Regions from separate parts of the Homo sapiens genome. Here regions 1, 3 and 4 are each linked to region 2. Evidence: chromatin contacts called from ENCODE Hi-C or POLR2A ChIA-PET data. All regions are on one chromosome and are shown on one strand. Each heading gives the region's core, a stretch centred on a gene start or an enhancer-like site at or near the end of the contact. The rest is flanking DNA. Distances are from core to core; before and after follow the strand shown. Region 1 overlaps NR3C1 (nuclear receptor subfamily 3 group C member 1). Region 2 overlaps ARHGAP26 (Rho GTPase activating protein 26). Region 3 has its middle 100 kb from the start of NR3C1. Region 4 overlaps NR3C1 (nuclear receptor subfamily 3 group C member 1).

Evidence for each region. A loop is a pair of places that touch in the nucleus more often than their neighbours do. ChIA-PET counts read pairs that join two places held with the same protein, here RNA polymerase II (POLR2A). Pooled maps may share reads with other maps.
Region 1: a loop to region 2 is called in a map with no recorded cell type, with 2.5 times the contacts of the local background. The contact joins two enhancer-like sites. A Hi-C loop is called at or near these places in 18 of 37 single-sample maps with no recorded cell type and 12 of 50 pooled maps. POLR2A ChIA-PET finds 5 or more read pairs at or near these places in 2 of 52 experiments (H1 and naive thymus-derived CD4-positive, alpha-beta T cell).
Region 3: a map of gastrocnemius medialis shows a loop between it and region 2 (2.2-fold over the local background). The contact joins two enhancer-like sites. A Hi-C loop is called at or near these places in 3 of 168 maps with a recorded cell type or tissue (IMR-90, gastrocnemius medialis and psoas muscle), 8 of 37 single-sample maps with no recorded cell type and 5 of 50 pooled maps. POLR2A ChIA-PET finds 5 or more read pairs at or near these places in 1 of 52 experiments (activated CD4-positive, alpha-beta memory T cell).
Region 4: a pooled map of gastrocnemius medialis shows a loop between it and region 2 (2.0-fold over the local background). The contact joins two enhancer-like sites. A Hi-C loop is called at or near these places in 1 of 168 maps with a recorded cell type or tissue (PC-3) and 1 of 50 pooled maps. POLR2A ChIA-PET finds 5 or more read pairs at or near these places in 3 of 52 experiments (BJ, PC-3 and activated T-cell).

The regions. Positions count from the first base shown.
Region 1 is chr5:143,354,290-143,358,328 of GRCh38, reverse strand. All of the region lies in intron 2 of NR3C1 (nuclear receptor subfamily 3 group C member 1), which reads left to right. Among named protein-coding and RNA genes, the nearest start is that of NR3C1, 47 kb to the left of the region's middle. Within about 2 kb of position 2,413, at least 19 of the 41 ENCODE cell types and tissues checked have a DNase peak (open chromatin) inside an H3K27ac peak, as active enhancers do.
Region 2 is chr5:143,020,494-143,024,963 of GRCh38, reverse strand. The region is part of intron 12 of ARHGAP26 (Rho GTPase activating protein 26); the gene reads right to left. Among named protein-coding and RNA genes, the nearest start is that of ARHGAP26-AS1, 150 kb to the right of the region's middle. RefSeq lists an enhancer at 2,969-3,058. Within about 2 kb of position 1,328, at least 8 of the 41 ENCODE cell types and tissues checked have a DNase peak (open chromatin) inside an H3K27ac peak, as active enhancers do; they include gastrocnemius medialis, where a contact is called at or near this core.
Region 3 is chr5:143,505,123-143,509,448 of GRCh38, reverse strand. No RefSeq gene overlaps it. Among named protein-coding and RNA genes, the nearest start is that of NR3C1, 100 kb to the right of the region's middle. RefSeq lists an enhancer at 1,931-2,225. Within about 2 kb of position 2,073, at least 7 of the 41 ENCODE cell types and tissues checked have a DNase peak (open chromatin) inside an H3K27ac peak, as active enhancers do; they include gastrocnemius medialis, where a contact is called at or near this core.
Region 4 is chr5:143,310,358-143,314,851 of GRCh38, reverse strand. It overlaps NR3C1 (nuclear receptor subfamily 3 group C member 1), which reads left to right. Exons shown (of 9, transcript NM_000176.3): 3 at 684-850. Among named protein-coding and RNA genes, the nearest start is that of NR3C1, 91 kb to the left of the region's middle. Within about 2 kb of position 3,196, at least 5 of the 41 ENCODE cell types and tissues checked have a DNase peak (open chromatin) inside an H3K27ac peak, as active enhancers do.

The sequences.
Region 1 (4,039 bases), core at 1,164-3,663, 330 kb before region 2:
AAAACTTGCTTTTAATGTAGAAGTTGTCCCAGAGCCTTTCTTCCTTTCTCATGTCCTCTTATGTCCACTGCTGAGCTAACATGGGTCTCACTGAATGATTAAGAAAAAACATCTTAGGTGGGGAGTTCTGTATATAGTAAATGTTTAATTTATTGGGGTGGTGAACGGGAAGTGCTGCTGGCAAGAGAGGATGGGAAGAGAAATCTACCCAAATCCTTACCCGCTTTACAGAACATAAACTTCCTATTCAGTAGTACACAATAACTTAACGATCAAGGCATCTTAACTTTTCTGTTTTCAGATGAAAGAACTATCGTTTGGCTTGATCAAGTATTTAGTATTTATTCGTTCACTCAAGTGCTTACGTTTTTTTGTTATCTCAGGGTTTTACGTTAGTTATTAACCAAAAGAACTAGTTTTAGTTCTGGAAGTCTAAAATATATAAGAGAAGGTGAGGAGTAATAAGAGAAGATGAAGGGAGACTTTCGGAATGGCCTATGAACTTCTAGTAACTATACCACCTTAAAATAGACAAATTACAATGCAGTTATGAAGATATGTATTTTTCAGTGAAGACAACTAAAATGTTTGCACAGAATTTTCTTTTTTATTGAGTGTTAGAAATTCTATTTTGGAGATACTACCTTGCACAACATAAAAAGAAAAAGTGAGTGTGGAATCTAGGAATCTACGTGGCTCTAGGAAATTTTTTAAGTGTGGAAACTGAAGGAGAGCAAGAGAAAGGGAGCATGGCATTCCCCTGTTTGTAGTTCATGAGGTGGGTTTAAATTGCCTTTTGCCAATGCAGCTGCACACTGAGGATTACAGAATTCTTTTTAAATGTTTGTAGAATTATTTTTCACTTATTAGGTAAAACGTGTATTTTTTGATTTTCTCCAATTTCAGCTTTCTCATGTTGCTATGCTCAATTTTGTATACCATATATAGTTTTGTTAAATTGACAAAGTGGTGTTTTTTGTTCTTCTTTTTCCCATTGGTTAAAATTTAAAGAGAAAGTGGAAGCTAGAAATTTATCTAAAAAATGTAACTTTCCCTGTAATTATTAAAGTATCAATCTAAATTTGAATTTTCTTTGTGCATAATCTTTTTTCAAGCTATTTACCATGTTGACAAACTTGCTTTCCTGTGGCAAATACACTAGCAATACGTTATAAATATGTAACTTTCAACCTATTTACAGTTGATGCTTTTTTAGCCCTTTGGATTTAAAATACAAGCACTGAAGAGGTGAGGAAGTACCACTGCTGCCTCAGCATTATTTCGAAATTCTGTTTATAAACTATACAATTTCCAAGGTCATGAATCCAGCACCTTTCCAGGTACTAACTATTGGGACAAAGATAGAATTTGATTTTATTTATTTACCTATTGACTGAAGTCTAACTTAAATCTTGCACCTAGTAAGATCTTAGAAATAACGTGTGTACTCTGACCTGTAAACTAATCCTAGTATTCTGTGTGTATATTCTTTCTCATTTGGGCTCTTAAAAGGAAAAGTAACGTACATCTGATGATCATTAGCACTGAGCTTTTTCAGCAAAAAGTATATGTTTATAAAGAAGTATAGGATAATTTAGTAATTTAATAATGTGACAACATTTGCGTGTGTTTTTTTTTTTGAGAAATACAAATTGTGAGAAACAGAAAAGTAAAAGAAGCAGCAGCAGAAATATCACTATAGGATCAAAAGATTGCAGGAACCAAAACTCCAAAATTATTGGGCATAATGTACTAAAAACAGGGCAGTGGAGGAAAGGGACAGTCCAGACTAGCTCTGAGGGTCCAAAGAAAGTATTAAATATTGTTACTGGAGTGATTTGCTCTGCTATTTGGGCTTGGGAATTAAGTGAAATTGTTGATATACTAGACAGATACTTCCCACCCATTTTTCTCTTGATAATCAGGGTTCATTTTTTCTATTTTCTATTTCTCTGGATGCTCCATTTCTTAATATTAATATTAATATTAAGCTCTCAGTCTTTATGCTAAAAATTGGTTATTTAAAACAATTTAAATCAACTTCAGTCTAATTGGCTTAAGTTCAAATCCATTTTAAGATCGATATTGTGTCCTTTAAAAATTTTATTTAAAAGATATTTAAACTGATGAGAGGATACTACCCATTCCACTGATAAACTATTACTGTAAGTTTGTCTATTGAGGGCTAGTTATTTGGTTTAAAAATGCTGAGATTATGGAAAGTGGATTGGAATATTTTGGAGCAATATTAAAAACAGTATCTGTAACAATTTAATAAACTTATAAATTCCTCTTTCTCTGTTGATCTATCTTGAAAAGACACTCTATGTCTCTAGGCATTCCTTCTCTGTGGTGTGATTGGTAGACAGGGAGTAAACAACTTACTGTAAATGGGCACCATGCCAGTTGGCTTCAGGCAGCATCAAGCTTGTGACTCACAGTCAGGGTTAGGAAAATGCCTTTTAACTTGTTTGTCTCTGCCTCTTTTAAACATTAAAGGCACAACTGTACTAATTATTAAGTATTTCATAAGGTCTTTTAGGGCTTATAAGATCTTTTAGGAATGGCCTGGAAGTTATTAGTACTGTTTCATTGAATCTGAATACCTTTAACATGATAATGAGAAGTTTTTAAAGGGTGGTTTTATAGTTAAACGGAATTTCTCAAATTGGCTTGCTCCTTATGTTGATTTATTTAGGATCACATTTGGGAGTTTCTCTGCCCTACTTTCAATGTATTTAATTTACTGACCATCACTATTTGGGGGGAAAATGTTATATGATATTTAGAAACCAAGAGTTTTGGAGTTTTTCCCCCATTAGATGTATTTATTTATTTATTTATTATTTTTTAAAGACAGGGTCTTGCTCTGTCACCCAGGCTGGAGCACAGTGGCATGATCCTAGCTCACTGTATTCTTGAACTCCTGGGCTCAGACTGTCCTCCCACCTCAGCCCAAGTGGCTAAGTATCAAGTAAGAATCACCTGGCAAATTCCAAGGCTGTATACCAGATTTCCTAAATTAGAATTTTGGGGTTGGGTATCTGAATTTTAGTAAAGCCCTCCAAATGTTTCTGGTATTGCTTCTAAGAACAATTGATAACATAATAGCTGTGGCCATTATAGGGGTATTCTGTCATATTTAGATATAAGCATACCTTGTTTTATTGTACTTCCCAAATATTGCGTGTTTATTTTGTTTTGTTTCACTTACAAATTGAAGGTTTGTGGCAACCCTATATTAAGCGAGTCTGTCAGTGCCATTTTTCCAACAGCTTGTGCTCATTTTGTGTCTCTGTGTCACATTTTGGTAATTCTCTCAATATATCAAACTTTTTCATCATTTTTGTATCTGTTACGACCAGTGATCAGTGATCTTTGATTTTTTCTTTTTTTTTTTTTTTTTGAGACGGACTTTTGCTCTGTCACCCAGGCTGGAGTGCAGTGGTTCAATCTTGGCTCACAGCAACCTCTGCCTCCCAGGTTCAAGCAATCCTCCTGCCTCAGCCTCCCCAGTAGCCGGGCCTACAGGCGTGTGCCACCACGCCTGGCTAATTTTTGTATTTTTAGTAGAGATGGGGATTCCCCATGTTGGCCAGGCTGGTCTCGAACTCCTGACCTCAGGTGATCCGCTCACCTTGGCCTCCCAAAGTGCTGGGATTACCGTGCCAGCCTGATGTTACTATTTTAATTGTTTTCAGGCACCATAAACCTCACCTGTATAAGGCACCGTACTTAATTGATAAATATTGCGCATGATCTGACTGCTCTTCCAACTGGCCATTCCCTGTCTGTCTCCCTCTTCCTGGGACTCTCAAATCCCTGAGAGACAATAATATTAAAATTAAGCTAATTAATAACCCTACAGTGGCCTCTAAGTGTTGAAGTGAAAGAGTTGCATGTCTCTCACTTTAAATAAAAAGCTAGAAGTGGCTAAACTTAGTGAGGAAGGCACATCAAAAGCCAAGACAGGCCAAAAGCAAGGACTCTTGTACTAAACAGCTAAATTGTGAATGCAAAGGAAAAGCTCTTGAAGGAA
Region 2 (4,470 bases), core at 79-2,578:
CACCTTCAGACAAAGAAACTGAGGCTTGGAGAAATTAATTTCTCAAAATCACACACTCAGTAATTCTTGAGGCTGGGATTTCAAACCACGTGTGGAATACTCCAGAGCTAACACTTCTAAGCACTACTCTACCCTCTGCTCAATCTTACATGCCGATTGTGAGCTGCAGGCTCTGACAACTCTGATCAGTGCAGGGAGTGACCAAGTTTGCCCTCAGAATGAAGTCTCAGTTTTCACATCTGTAAATGGGGTCAATAATAGTATCTAGCTCATAGGGTTCTTAGGAGGATCAAATGACATAACGTATATCAAGCAGTGAACATGTTGCCCACTCCCCAGTATGTACTCAATAAACATTAACCACAATAACTGGAAGCCTGTACTCGGTGGCAGTGGGGGAAATATTTTAGTCTCTGTCTCAATAACCCCTTGCACTGGGCTTTAGGGGTTAAAGATGTAGCCAGGGACCTGCTCACTGTCTCTTGGCTGAAGCCCAAACTGGGATGGCAACGGGTGGCTCACACCTGCTCAGGCTGCAGCCTGCTGTCAGTACAGAGCCCACATCACTGAGGGAAAGGGGAATATTAGGCCATGGCAGAGGCATACACTGGCTGCATCTGCCAGTCTAAAGCTAGCTGAGAGAGAGGGTAGATTTGTCAAGTGTCTTTTAGGACAAGCAGAAAGGCTTCTGATTATCCATGCAAGTCCAAGGAGTACCACCACCAGTCATAGCTTTGGGGGCCAGGGTCTCATCAAACAAAATAGCTGGGAACTCAAATAATAAAATATCTGCAAAAACAAGCTGTTCCTGCCCCTTCTTCTCTCTCCAGCCCCCTGCCCTCCGAGCCAGGGCTATTCTAGAGCTGGGGTATTACAGCTCAACTAAATGTAATTCAAGCTCAATGCACCACAGCAACTGTGTTGCACAGGCAACTCATAATGAAAAGTGAGGTGTAGAAAGTCAGCACCTAGGGAGAGCTAGAATTATACCACCTCGCCTGACTGCGGCTCAGAAGATGAAAGTGGTGGCCACGGAAACTGCATGCACAGGAGAGAGGAGAAAGGGGAAAGAAAAAGGGTGTGGGGAGGAGGGCAGGAAGGAACGCAGGCAAGGGAGGGAGGCAGAGTGTCTGTCCTCTATCAGCTCAGACCTGGCAGGCCTGGAGAGAAAGCTGGAGGGGATGCTGCACTCAGCTGACTGCCTCGTGGGCCAGTGCATAGGCGGCCAGGCCACTGTGCCCATTAATGCCTTCCACCCTTCTCAGGTTTAAAAGGGGAAATGTTCTATTTATAAGCCACCGACCAGCAGAGGCCTGGCAGCCTCTGGATGGTTCTGATCCCAAAAGGATCCTGGTTACCGGTGGCTGCCTCCTCCTGCCTCTCAACTGTGGGTGTTCTAACAGCAAAAGGCCAAAGGTGACTAGAAGCAAAAGAAAAACAAATCCTCTTTTCTGCCCTCTGCTGCTTTCATGAGACGGTGGATTTTTGGTAATGGCTGAAGGCTTTAGATGTCTTTTAAAAATAGTGGCCCAGGCGATCCCATCAAGGCTTTCCCTACAGTTTTCAAGCCTAAATCTCCTTTTCTGTTTTACAGATCAAGGGAGGCTGAGGAACAGAGATGAAGGAAATGTACAGTCAGAGGCACAACAATAGGAAACAGAGCAATGGTAATGATGTCCCTCCCCATCTCCTCTCCTGGTCCTCAATCTTGTCCTCATAAAACAAGGCAAACCTGAATAAAACGCCATCAGGGAGTTTGCTCTGAATGACGGCCTAAAGAAGGATGAGTGGATGTACAGAAACAACATATAAAGCATTATGTTGTGTTGCCAAATCCCTGTGGGAGAGTGGTGGGCCACACTAAGGGTCTGACCCTGGGGAAGCCAGTCAGTGAAATGCGTGACCCTTGTGCACCCAGCACTGTGCACAGGTGTTTGAGGAACCACTGAGGGCTCTAATGAGGTGGTGCACTAAGAAGGAATATGGGATGGCCCCTCAGCCACAAAGAACTAGAGGGGTTAGATGTTGGAGTCTGATGATGAAATTCCTTCCAGCCCCCATGGGTGGACCACATATGAACAGGATGGCAGAATGGATCAAAGATTTCAAGCATATGAAGTGTTGCAGGAAAAAAATGACCCTGGCAATGAGGCAGGCTAGGGTTTGAGTATGAGCTTCACTACTTCTCAACTGTGCTCCCTTGACCTCTTTAAGCCTGTGAGCTCCTTTGGAAACTCAGTTGCTGTGAACAGCATTTGTACAAATGGCAGCCCATCGTGTGACACTTTCATGCTCCCTCTCAAAACCTCATGCCATCCCATTTAGACTAATTTTAAAAACTTAGCCTTGTGTTAAGCCAAGGGTTAATAAACTACAGTCCCTGGGCCAAATTCACCATTGCCTGTTTTGTAAAACAAAGTTTTACTGGAAAACACCCACACCTGCTCATTTCCATATTGTCTGTGACTGCTTTCACACTACCATAGCGGAGTTGAATACTCCTATAAAAATAAAAATATTTACTATCTGGCCCTTTACTAAAAAAAGTGGACCCCTGTGCTAAGCAATAACATTTGTAAAATCAGGGGATTGGCCAGGCGCAGTGGCTCATGCCTGTAATCCCAACACTTTGGGAGGCCGAGGCAGGCGGATCACCTGAGGTCAGGAGTCCGAGACCAGCCTGGCCAACATGGTGAAACCCCATCTCTACTAAAAATAAAAAAAATTAGCCAGGTGTGGTAGCAGGCACCTGTAATCCCAGCTACTAGGGAGGTTGAGGCAGGAGAATCACCTGAGCCCAGGAGGCGGAGGTTGCAGTGAGCCGTGATCACACCACTGCACTCCAGCCTGGGTGACAGGGGTCTCAAAAAAATAAATGAAATAAAACAAAATAAAATCAGGGGATTTCAGAGAACTTATGTTCCCCCACAATACACATCAAAATAAATACAGAAGTCTAGATGGTAATTTAAAATATACTCTCTCAAATGACCTAGTGTACCACCAGTGGTGTGCACACCCCACTTTGAGAAATACAGTAACGAGGATTAAATGAATGAACACTCATAAAGCACCAAGACTGAGAAACAGTAGCAGGTTGTCTTCCTCCCTTCAAGAGCAGTGTTACCAATCCAGCTGGCTTTTCCTTTCCAGTGGGTTTTTCCTTTTGTTGTGGGAGTAACTGGCCTGGCCAGATGATAAGAGTAATAACCAAGAGTAATTAGGCACTTACCAACTAATGTGCAGATACTAATGTGCTGAACTTTCATTCTTACAATGAGTTTATGAAGCAGGGGTATTATTATCCCCATTTTACAGAAGAGGAAATGGAAGCTTAGAGAGGCGCACCACCTGTCCAAAGTTCTACACCCAGGATGCTATTCTACACCAGCCACACATTACTCCTCCATGCAAACCCTCTCTCTAATCCACGTGGCGGAATCTACCCAAAGAGAATGATCTGAGATACGTACAAAGGCTGATGTACAAGGCCAATAACTGATGAAATTAATAACTTTTGAAGCTATTATGAATAACATAGGCCAATGTTATTTGTAATACCAAAAACCTGGAAAGAGCATTAGTCTAACAATGATAAATGATTCAACAAATTAAGATATAGTCCAATGACAGAATATTAAACAACCATGACAGGTGATACTTCTAAACATTTCATGACATCAGAAAATGTCTGTAATTTTTAAAGCAGAATACAACAAGCATATTCAACATAATGCCAGTTAAATTAAAATTCATACTGACATTGACAAAATACATACAAGACATCATTTAAAAAAGGCAAGAAGGAAGTATCTCTGGGAATAATATTACCAATGATTTTTGACTGAATGTTTCAAAATCATTTTGCTGTATTTCTGTAATATTCTACAATGAGTTCATATTTCCTTCTTCAATCACTGCTCTTCTCCCCACCTCCCAGTGTGAATGACAAATTGGCAAACTGCAGTGGGTTCTTCAGCATTTTTATTCAAATATAAAGGATTCTTATAAAAGCACTAGATTAGGCCAGGTGCAGTGGCTCACGCCTGTAATCCCAGCACTTTGGGAGGCCGAGATGGGCGGATCATGAGGTCAGCAGATCGAGACCATCCTGGCTAACACGGTGAAACCCTGTCTCTACTAAAAACTACAAAAAAATTAGCCGGGCGTGAGGGCGGGTGCCTGTAGTCCCAGCTACTTGGGAGGCTGAGGCAGGAGAATGGCGTGAACCCGGGAGGGGGAGCTTGCAGTGAGCGGAGATCATGCCACTGCACTCCAGCCTGGGCAACAGAGCAAGACTCCATCTCAAAAAAAAAAAAAAAAAAAAAAAAGCACTAGAGCACTAGATTAAAAACAAACCACAAGGAAAGAAAGGACTAGGACTTGGATGCAAAGAGGAGGAAGTGTTATATTTTTTCTTCTTCTGGGGAGGAGAGAAGGGAGGAAATTTCCATTTTTCAAGTGTAGCTC
Region 3 (4,326 bases), core at 824-3,323, 480 kb before region 2:
GAATAAAGTATCATTTCTAGAACACCTCAATTTAATGTAGATAAAGGATAACAACTTGTAGACAATAACAAGTTTAAATGTAGAAGGCAATAACACATTATTTTATATTTTTGTATGGTTGTTTTATTATACCTCTTTTGCCACATTACACTTGGGTAATACATTTTGGTTGTTGATGTTCCAATGTTGCATAATATATCAGGTTTCAAAATCTTTTTAGCAATATTATTTCATTTGATCATAGTTACAACCTTGTGAGGTAGGCAGATAGGAGACTATTATTCAAGTTATACAGTATGAAAACTGAAGCATTGTATTCCCAGTGCAGCGTGGCTGCTAAGAAGTTGAGTGGTTACTGGAATCCATGTCTGTTGAATTCCCAGATCAATGTTCATGTCACTGTTCCACACTGCTTCTTGTAAATCCAATGATACCCATTTTCATACAAGCATAGGTTTGCTTATCACCTATCTCTCCTACAGCTTTCAGAGATCCTGTGCAGGTCACTTTTGACAGGTGAATAATGAAAAGGTCTAGTATATTGGAAACCACAATGTGACCTAAAAGAAGAAAAGTGTTGCAAGTACAAGGACATTCATAATATTTTGCAATAGCAAAAATTTAGAAAATAACCCATCAACAAGAAAACAGATTAATAATGAAGCATTTATACAATGAAATACACAGCAGTGAAAACAAATAACCTCTAGCTAAATACAACAGCATGAATGAATCATGAATCACACACAGTTTGAAAGAAGTCAATATCAGAAGGATACATATAGTATAATGCTTGTACAAACTATAGAAATATGCAAAACAATAAGTTTACATATATGTGTAGTGAAAGTATTAAGAAATGCATGGAAATAGTAGTCACCAAATTCAGACCACTAGTTGCCTCTAGAGAGCAGAATGTGATCAAAGAGGACTAAGTAGGGACTTAAACTTGTATCAATATTGTTTTCATTCTTAATCTGTAGTCAATATGTGGGGGTTTGTAATATTTTTATTTACACATTTGTGTTTGTCTTAAATATTTTACAATACCTTTTTTTTTTTTTTTTTTTTTTGAGATGGAGTCTCACTCTGTGGTCCAGGCTGGAGTGCAGTGGCGCAATTTCAGCTCATTGCAACCTCCGCCTCCCGGGTTCCAATTCTCTTGCCTCAGCGTCCCGAGTAGCTAGGACTACAGATGTGTGCCACCATGCCCAGCTAATTTTTGTATTTTTAGTAGAGATGGGGTTTCACTGCTGGCCAGGCTGGTCTTGAACTCCTGACCTTGTGATGACCTTGTGATCTGCCTGCCTCAGCCTCCCAAAGCGCTGGGATTACAGGCGTGAACCACTGCCTTTGTCTACAATACCTTTTTAAAAAGAAAATGACAAAGGCAACCATTCATTCTGCAAACATTGACTAAAGGCAAGCAACATGCCAGACATTGTGACTGGGTGTTGAAATGTTGCAGTGAACCCTCTGATGCACTGGAGAAGATGGAAGAAGTGTGTTTAGTACTAGAAAGCATAGGGAGCTGTGGAAGTGTGTGCCAAGGAGTCCTAATGTAGTTCAGGTGACTTAGGAAAGCCTCCAAGAGACAATGAAGCTTAAGCTGAGACTGGAGAACGAAAAGTTGTACTTATCAGCAAAGAAAGGAACAGTTCAGATTGATCCCATTCAAAATTTCCGTGTCTGAAACTAAACATTAGCGCAAGGAAGGCAGAAAGGACAAGCCAGATCACACACCACAGGATCTCCTGTCCATTCCTTGCTAACATTTAGACTTCATTATGCACTGCCTGTAGCTCACATGGTGCCACATGCCAGCAAGTACCAAGTAGGGTGGGAAGGGGAGTGAAGGGAAGTGGGTATTCAAAAACATTTCAGTGACTTCACATTCTCCTGAGATCCAGAACAGTTCCCATATTCTCTCCTAATACAGAAGCAATTTCAGACACTGAGCATAGGGAGGCAGGGTATGAGTGTGAGCTGGCTGAGCCTTTCCCTCCCATTCCTGTGAAGGAATTACTCTGGCAGATTTCCACATTGTAGGTATTTTACCATTTGTCATAGGCAAGTTACACAACTCAGTTAGTGATTAAATTACCAACAGAGCTGCTATTTGAGTAAGGAAGGTTCAAGGTTGTTTCTTGCTCCTGCACTTTGTTTTAAATGCAATTGGATTAATTCTTTCTTAACCTCCTTGTTTAGAGGAAGAAAACAAAAATCCTGTCTGGTCTCCAATAGATAGGGTAAAAAGCGGCATTTTAACTAACTCATCAACCACTAGGATCCCTGTGTCTAACCTTGGTCCTTTGTTTAGATTTATAAAGTATGAGATCATTGTCAGTTTCATTTATCTCTGTTATTAAATGTACTGGGCCTCCTTCAAATGACATTATATCTCCTTATCTGATTCAAATAAATGTCTTACTCATGGCTAGAATGTAGATGGTGAAATCTCATTGTTAACTCAATAATTGAAATAATCTCATTGTTTTGCTTTCCTAATAGAATCTTAAATTGATTGCTCATGCCTGGAATTTCACTTAGTTTCACCAAACTTTTCTTAAAACTGCTGCTCTTATGCATTCTTTTTGTCTCAATGTTTCTACAAGGATGGAGCATTCTTGCTCTAAAGATAAATGCTTTTAACTAGCATTTCTCTTGGTCTGTTTATCTTATAAAAAATAAAAGTAATCACTCAATATTTGTGTTTGTTTCTATTAGTTATGATTAAATATACTGGTGGTATAGTTGCTAAAGGCACAGGCTGTAAAATAAGCACTAGGTTTGGATCCAAGCTCTGTGACCTTATAGTGACTTAACCACTGTTTTCTCATTTATACAATTGAGATAATAATGGCTATCCCATAAGAGTGTTGTGGGAATTCATAGAGATTATTTTGGGTATGTTACCTAAGCTGGGTGGCTCGTAGTAACCATTCAGATTTTAGCAAATAAAATACTGTACTCTGTATTCAGCTTGACTAGAAATGTGGTTTATCACTTAAAGGTTTGAATTGACCTTCTGAATTGTGACTCGTGAAAGGGATTTTCTTCCTGTCTTATACCATTCTGTACTTAGAGTGTTTGCATCTGAATCGTTAGTATTCCCTATCTTATGTATATAAACTATCCTCTAAATTAATTTTGTTTGATTTGGTTTTATTTTCCTGGTGATTTTCCCAGCTGCCCCAACTGCGACTCTTGGTATAGAAGAGGCAGTAGACTGCACTTCACCTTCTTCAGGTGAATGTCCCAAACAGAGCATTTGAGGTCCCCAGCTACAGCAGTCAGTGCTGCCTGGTAACTAAAAGCAGCAGCCTGCATGGCTGGAGGGAGTCAAGATAATGGAATTGGATTGTCACCCACAGTCAGCCTGAAACAACCATGGCTACCACCCCAAGTCCCATGCACTTTCTTGCATTTGGGGCTCTACACATACCCTTCCCTCTGCCTGGAACAATCTTTCCTACACTTCCCCCTTAATAAGATAATTACTACTCATTTATCAAGTCTCAACTTATATGTCATCTCTCTAAGAATTTATTCTCTGACCCACAGACTTAGTGGGAATCTCTATCATGTACCCCCACGACATTCTCAAATTATCCCTATTATGTGCAAGCAGTCCTTGTGCTATGGATTGAATGTGTCCCCCAAAGTTCATGTGTTGGAAACTTAATCTCGTATGTGACAGTGCTGGCAAGTGGGACCTAATGGGAGGTGATTAGGTCATGATCATTATCACTGGAGCAGGTTAGTTATCATGGGAGAGAGTCTGTTATAAAAACAAGTTGAGCTCCTTCTTGCTCTCTTGTGCTCACCCTCTCTTGCCCATCTGCCTTCTACATAAGATAATGTAGCACAAAGGCCCTTGTCAGATGCTGGGACCATGTTCTTGGACTTCCCACCCTCCAGAACCATCAGCCAAGTAAATGTCTCTTCATTATGAATTACTCTGTCTGTGGCATTCTGTTATGGCAGCATAAAACAGAGTAAAACACTTTGCTTTACACAGTTCCACTATGCATGAACTTCAATGACCACAATTTAGTTAAATAGCACCAGCCCTTCAACAACACAGTTCAAATTTCAGTAACCATGATATATGAACTATAAACTGTGAGCTGCTTGCTCTTTGGTCCACAAATCACTTCTTAACAGATTCACATCATGATCAGTAACCAATCACATCACTTCTTCCAAACCGATCACATCACTTCTTCCACTGTGCATTTGTTATTCAGTTGACACACAAAGAGCAAATCAAGTGGTTGTGTTGCTTCCTTGTCTCCCAGTAATAAACCCATGTGACAGTTTACA
Region 4 (4,494 bases), core at 1,947-4,446, 290 kb before region 2:
CAGACAGGAAGGTTATAGAAAATGTTTCTGGATCAGTCTTCTCTGAGTCATATGAAATTGTGGTTTCAGCCAAGATGACATTAGGAATTAGAGACATGGGACAAAAACTTTAAGATTGTAAAAAAATTTTGACTCTAGTAGGAAACATGGGTAGAATTGTAATGACACTTGATTGAATTTTAAAAGATGCCTGTATAAGATCTTAAAATTAGGAAAAAAATTATGGCCTAAGCAATTAAAGGCATAGGAGGCATCTTTTTGGGATGATGGAAATATCCTCTCTCCTGATTGTGATAGTAGTTACATGAATATTCATTTAACAAAAACCATAAATTATAGACTTAGAAAACAGTAAATGTTACTGTATGTGACACCTTAATAAACGTGATTATAAAAATAAATCCTAAGCATCTAAAAAAAAAAAAAAAAAGAAGAAGAAGTGAACCAGAACCACACCATTCTATTTTGGAGACACTTCAAAAGAAATGACCTCATTCTTAATTTTGTTTAAAGAAGAATATAACATGATTTGAATATATTTAGCTAGGATATTTTAGTGCCTGCTAGCACTTGAAGCCAGAGTTCACTGTGAGCATTCTGACTATGAAGTGAGAAGCTAAGAGAACTGTATTTTGATATTCCTTTGACAGTTAAATCATAACACTGTTCTTCCCCTTCTTTAGCCCCAGCATGAGACCAGATGTAAGCTCTCCTCCATCCAGCTCCTCAACAGCAACAACAGGACCACCTCCCAAACTCTGCCTGGTGTGCTCTGATGAAGCTTCAGGATGTCATTATGGAGTCTTAACTTGTGGAAGCTGTAAAGTTTTCTTCAAAAGAGCAGTGGAAGGTAGTGTGTGTTTTGAAGAGTTTATTTTTCCTCTACTTGGTTTTCATTTCTCAGGGTGGATTTTGAAATTTCCATTATATGCAAAGCCCATGAAAGGCTAAATATCAGTTAAGAGGGGAGAGGAGGGTGGCTCCTAGGTCCTCTAATGGGCAGGAAAGTATTTAAAACAACAATACAAAAAGATCTAGAATAAAATAGAAAAGTACAAGTTGATGTCTGGGAGTTTGGTCAGGGAGCATAAGGTAACACTATAAGAAAGTGCTATCATATGAAATGATGGTGTTAAGTTTGGGCATAACATAATGTTCATTGTATTAGAAACATGGGCTTTAACTTCCATAAGCTAATAGGTTTCAAAGTCACCAACTTTACTGGCCTGGCAAAAATGAGTCACAGTGAGAACTGTGACAGGAAAAAAAAAAGATATTCATTTCATTTCTTATTCATTTTTTTTTTCTATTAAGCCAGGGCACTGTGCTAAGTGGTATAAATACCAATAAGACCTGATCCTTACCCTCTGGGAAGTCACACTCCACTGAAGTGAAAGATGAGTTAACAATGACAAGGTACAGAGATTATAATATAGATGAGGGAGAGAGAAACTCGGCCTGAGGAGGTCAGGAAAGGTATTTTAGAGAAACTGATTTCACTATATAAATGTTGTATTAACACAAATCTTACTTTGTTATGGATTCAGACTGCTGACAGGGCAACAGCATTATCTCCCTAAAGAATGAGAAATTCATTCCATAGCAAATTTATTAGAAGAGAGTCTAAAATGTCCTAATACTACCAGTGACTCCTCTAGGAAAAAAATTGTCATATAATTTAGTTATTTCTAAAGCAGTTTGAAAGTAGCTTGGCCTAAAGCTCTGATTATATTAATTTTTTAAAGAAACAATTATTCATTCACTGTATGAGGATTATTATTATTTGTCTCATGTTGTGTTTGCATATCCATGAGAGTTAGATGAGTCATTTTCTTTTGTTTTACTTTTTAATACATTAGCAAATTATAAAATTACTCATATTACACCACAAAGATTACAAGGATGGCAGCTTTGGCCAGTGTAGTAGTCCCACCTATTGATTAGAGTCAAAAGTAAAGCCCAGCCCTGCTTTGTGCATTGCTCCTAATAAAGTGGATGTTACTTAACACATACGCAGAAGACAGAAGCGTCTTCGTGTCCTCACTTTACTCCTCACTTTCTTAACTGCTTAAGTATTTCCACGATATAAATGCAGTGATAATAATAATACGGACAGTCCCTGACTTAACGATTTTTCAACTTTTATGATGGTGGGAAAGTGATACGCATTCAGTATGGCTCCTCGACTTACAATGGGGTTGCCTCCAGATAAACCCATTGTGAATTGAAAATATCTTACACTTAGCACTCCATTCTTAATACCTGCTAGAATTATAGATTATCCCTCAAAATTGGCATAGTATAATATGGGTATCAGCAAGTTGTTGCACTTTATTCAGAGCTTTACACTAGGCAGGGGTGGGCTTTACTTTTGACTCTAATCAATAGGTGGGACTACTACACTAGCCAAAGCTGGCATCCTTGTGGTCTCTGTGGAGTAACGTGAGTAGCATTATAATTTACATCCCCCATAACAAATGATCCAAGAGAGTATGTGATCAATGCAGCAGAACTATTGTCTTTTATTATCTGATTTCACATGTAACATGCCATCACTTCTGCCATATTTTATTGGCCACACAGACCAATCTTGGTAAAGGACGGAAAGGGACTGCACAAGACCATGCATTCAAGGAGGCAGAGATCACTGGGGGCCATCTTGGGAGGCTGGCTACCACACCCACCATAAATAGAAAACCAGAATTATTTGCCAAAAATAGACTTTAACCACAAAAATGAATACCATATAAACAAAACAAAGTCACAAAATTTCAGCTGACTTGAAGACTCATCTTTCTATTAGTTAGAAAGGGAATTTACCAAGTAGTAGAAGACACAGGAACTCCAAAATAAGATATCTCATTGTCTTATCAGAAGGGTTGACAGGAAAATGGGCTGGGCACTGTGGCTCAAGGAAAATGGGCTGTGCACTGTGGCTCACACCTATTATCCCAGCAATTTGGGAGGCCAAGATGGGAGGATTGCTTGAGGCCTGGAGTTTGAGACCAGCCTGAGCAACATAACGAGACCCCGTCTCTACAGGAAAAAAAAAAAAAAAAAAAACGTTATCCAGGCATCGCACCTGTAGTCTCAGCTACTCAGGAAGCTAAAGCAGGAGATTCAGGCTGCAAAGAGCTATGACACACCACTGTACTCCAGCCTAGGCAACGTAGCAAGAACTTGTCTAAAAATAAATAAATAAATGAGTCAAGGAATGAATGAATGGATTGACAGGAAATGACTATTAGTTGTACGTGGCCATGTGTTATGAAATAGTGAATACTAGTTAAAACTCCTCATTTTATAGATAAGGAACAGATAGATAGACTTGTCCAACTTCATGCTAATAACCACAAAGGGCTATTTTTAACTTATGAAGGTACATTGCCTCTGATCCTATAGCTCAGAGTCTTAGCTGTGCACAAGACATACCTGGGATAAAGAAATCAAGATTGGCGTAATGTGCACATCCTGACATTTCAGTTGGATATAAACAAAACTTTGGAATTTTTCATTTTTAGCAGTGGGTGATTTTTTTTCTTTTTTTCTTCCAGTAACTGTAGGACAGTGATTTAGAGATTCCTTATAGGGTATAACTTTTTTGTATTATAACCACTTCATCAATAGATGTATCTGTTGATCGTACTTTTGATTTATAGGGGATAGAATTGGGTTAGTGCTTCCATTTTCTGTCCAAGTAAAGAAGCTAGGATATTTATAGAGTACAAAAAGAAATTGAAACAGCTGGTACAGATATTTGGCATTGGAGAGCAGCTCTGAACAAAGGTGAATTATAGTCTAGTGGTCAATTTTGTGGCCTATTCTTTACAAAGAATTGAACCTGATACAGTTAACCATCTACCCCAAACTATTATTTGTTTAAAACACAATCTATTGGCTGGGCGTGGTGGCTCATGCCTGTAATCCCAGCACATCGGGAGGCCGAGGCGGGTGGATCACGAGGTCCTGAGATCGAGACAATCCTAGCCAACATGGTGAAACCCTGTCTCTACTAAAAATATAAAAATTAGCCAGGCGTGGTGGCGTGCACCTGTAATCCCAGCTACTCGGGAGTCTGAGCCAGGAGAATTGCTTGAACCTGGGAGGCAGAGGTTGCAGTGAGGTCATGCCACTACACTACTACACTCCCAGCCTGGGCGACAGAGCGAGACTCCATCTCAAAAAAATAAAAATAAAAAAACATAATCTATCAAACTGTGTAAAACACAGTTTATCAAAAAAGTAGTTACCCTTGGTGGGTACTGGCTGGAATTGGGCAGAAAGGGGGCCTGTTGGGGTACTGTTCTGTTTCTTGATCTGAGAGCTGATTACATAAAGGTTCTTGGTTTGTAAAAATTTATTAAATGGTTCACTGATTTGTGTACTTTTTTTATATGTGAATACTGCAATAAGGTTTTTTATTGCACTGTTTTCAGTTTGTTGAACAGAAAAAGGGAGACTCTTTTTGTTGTTTTTGACCTCTCGACCTCATAA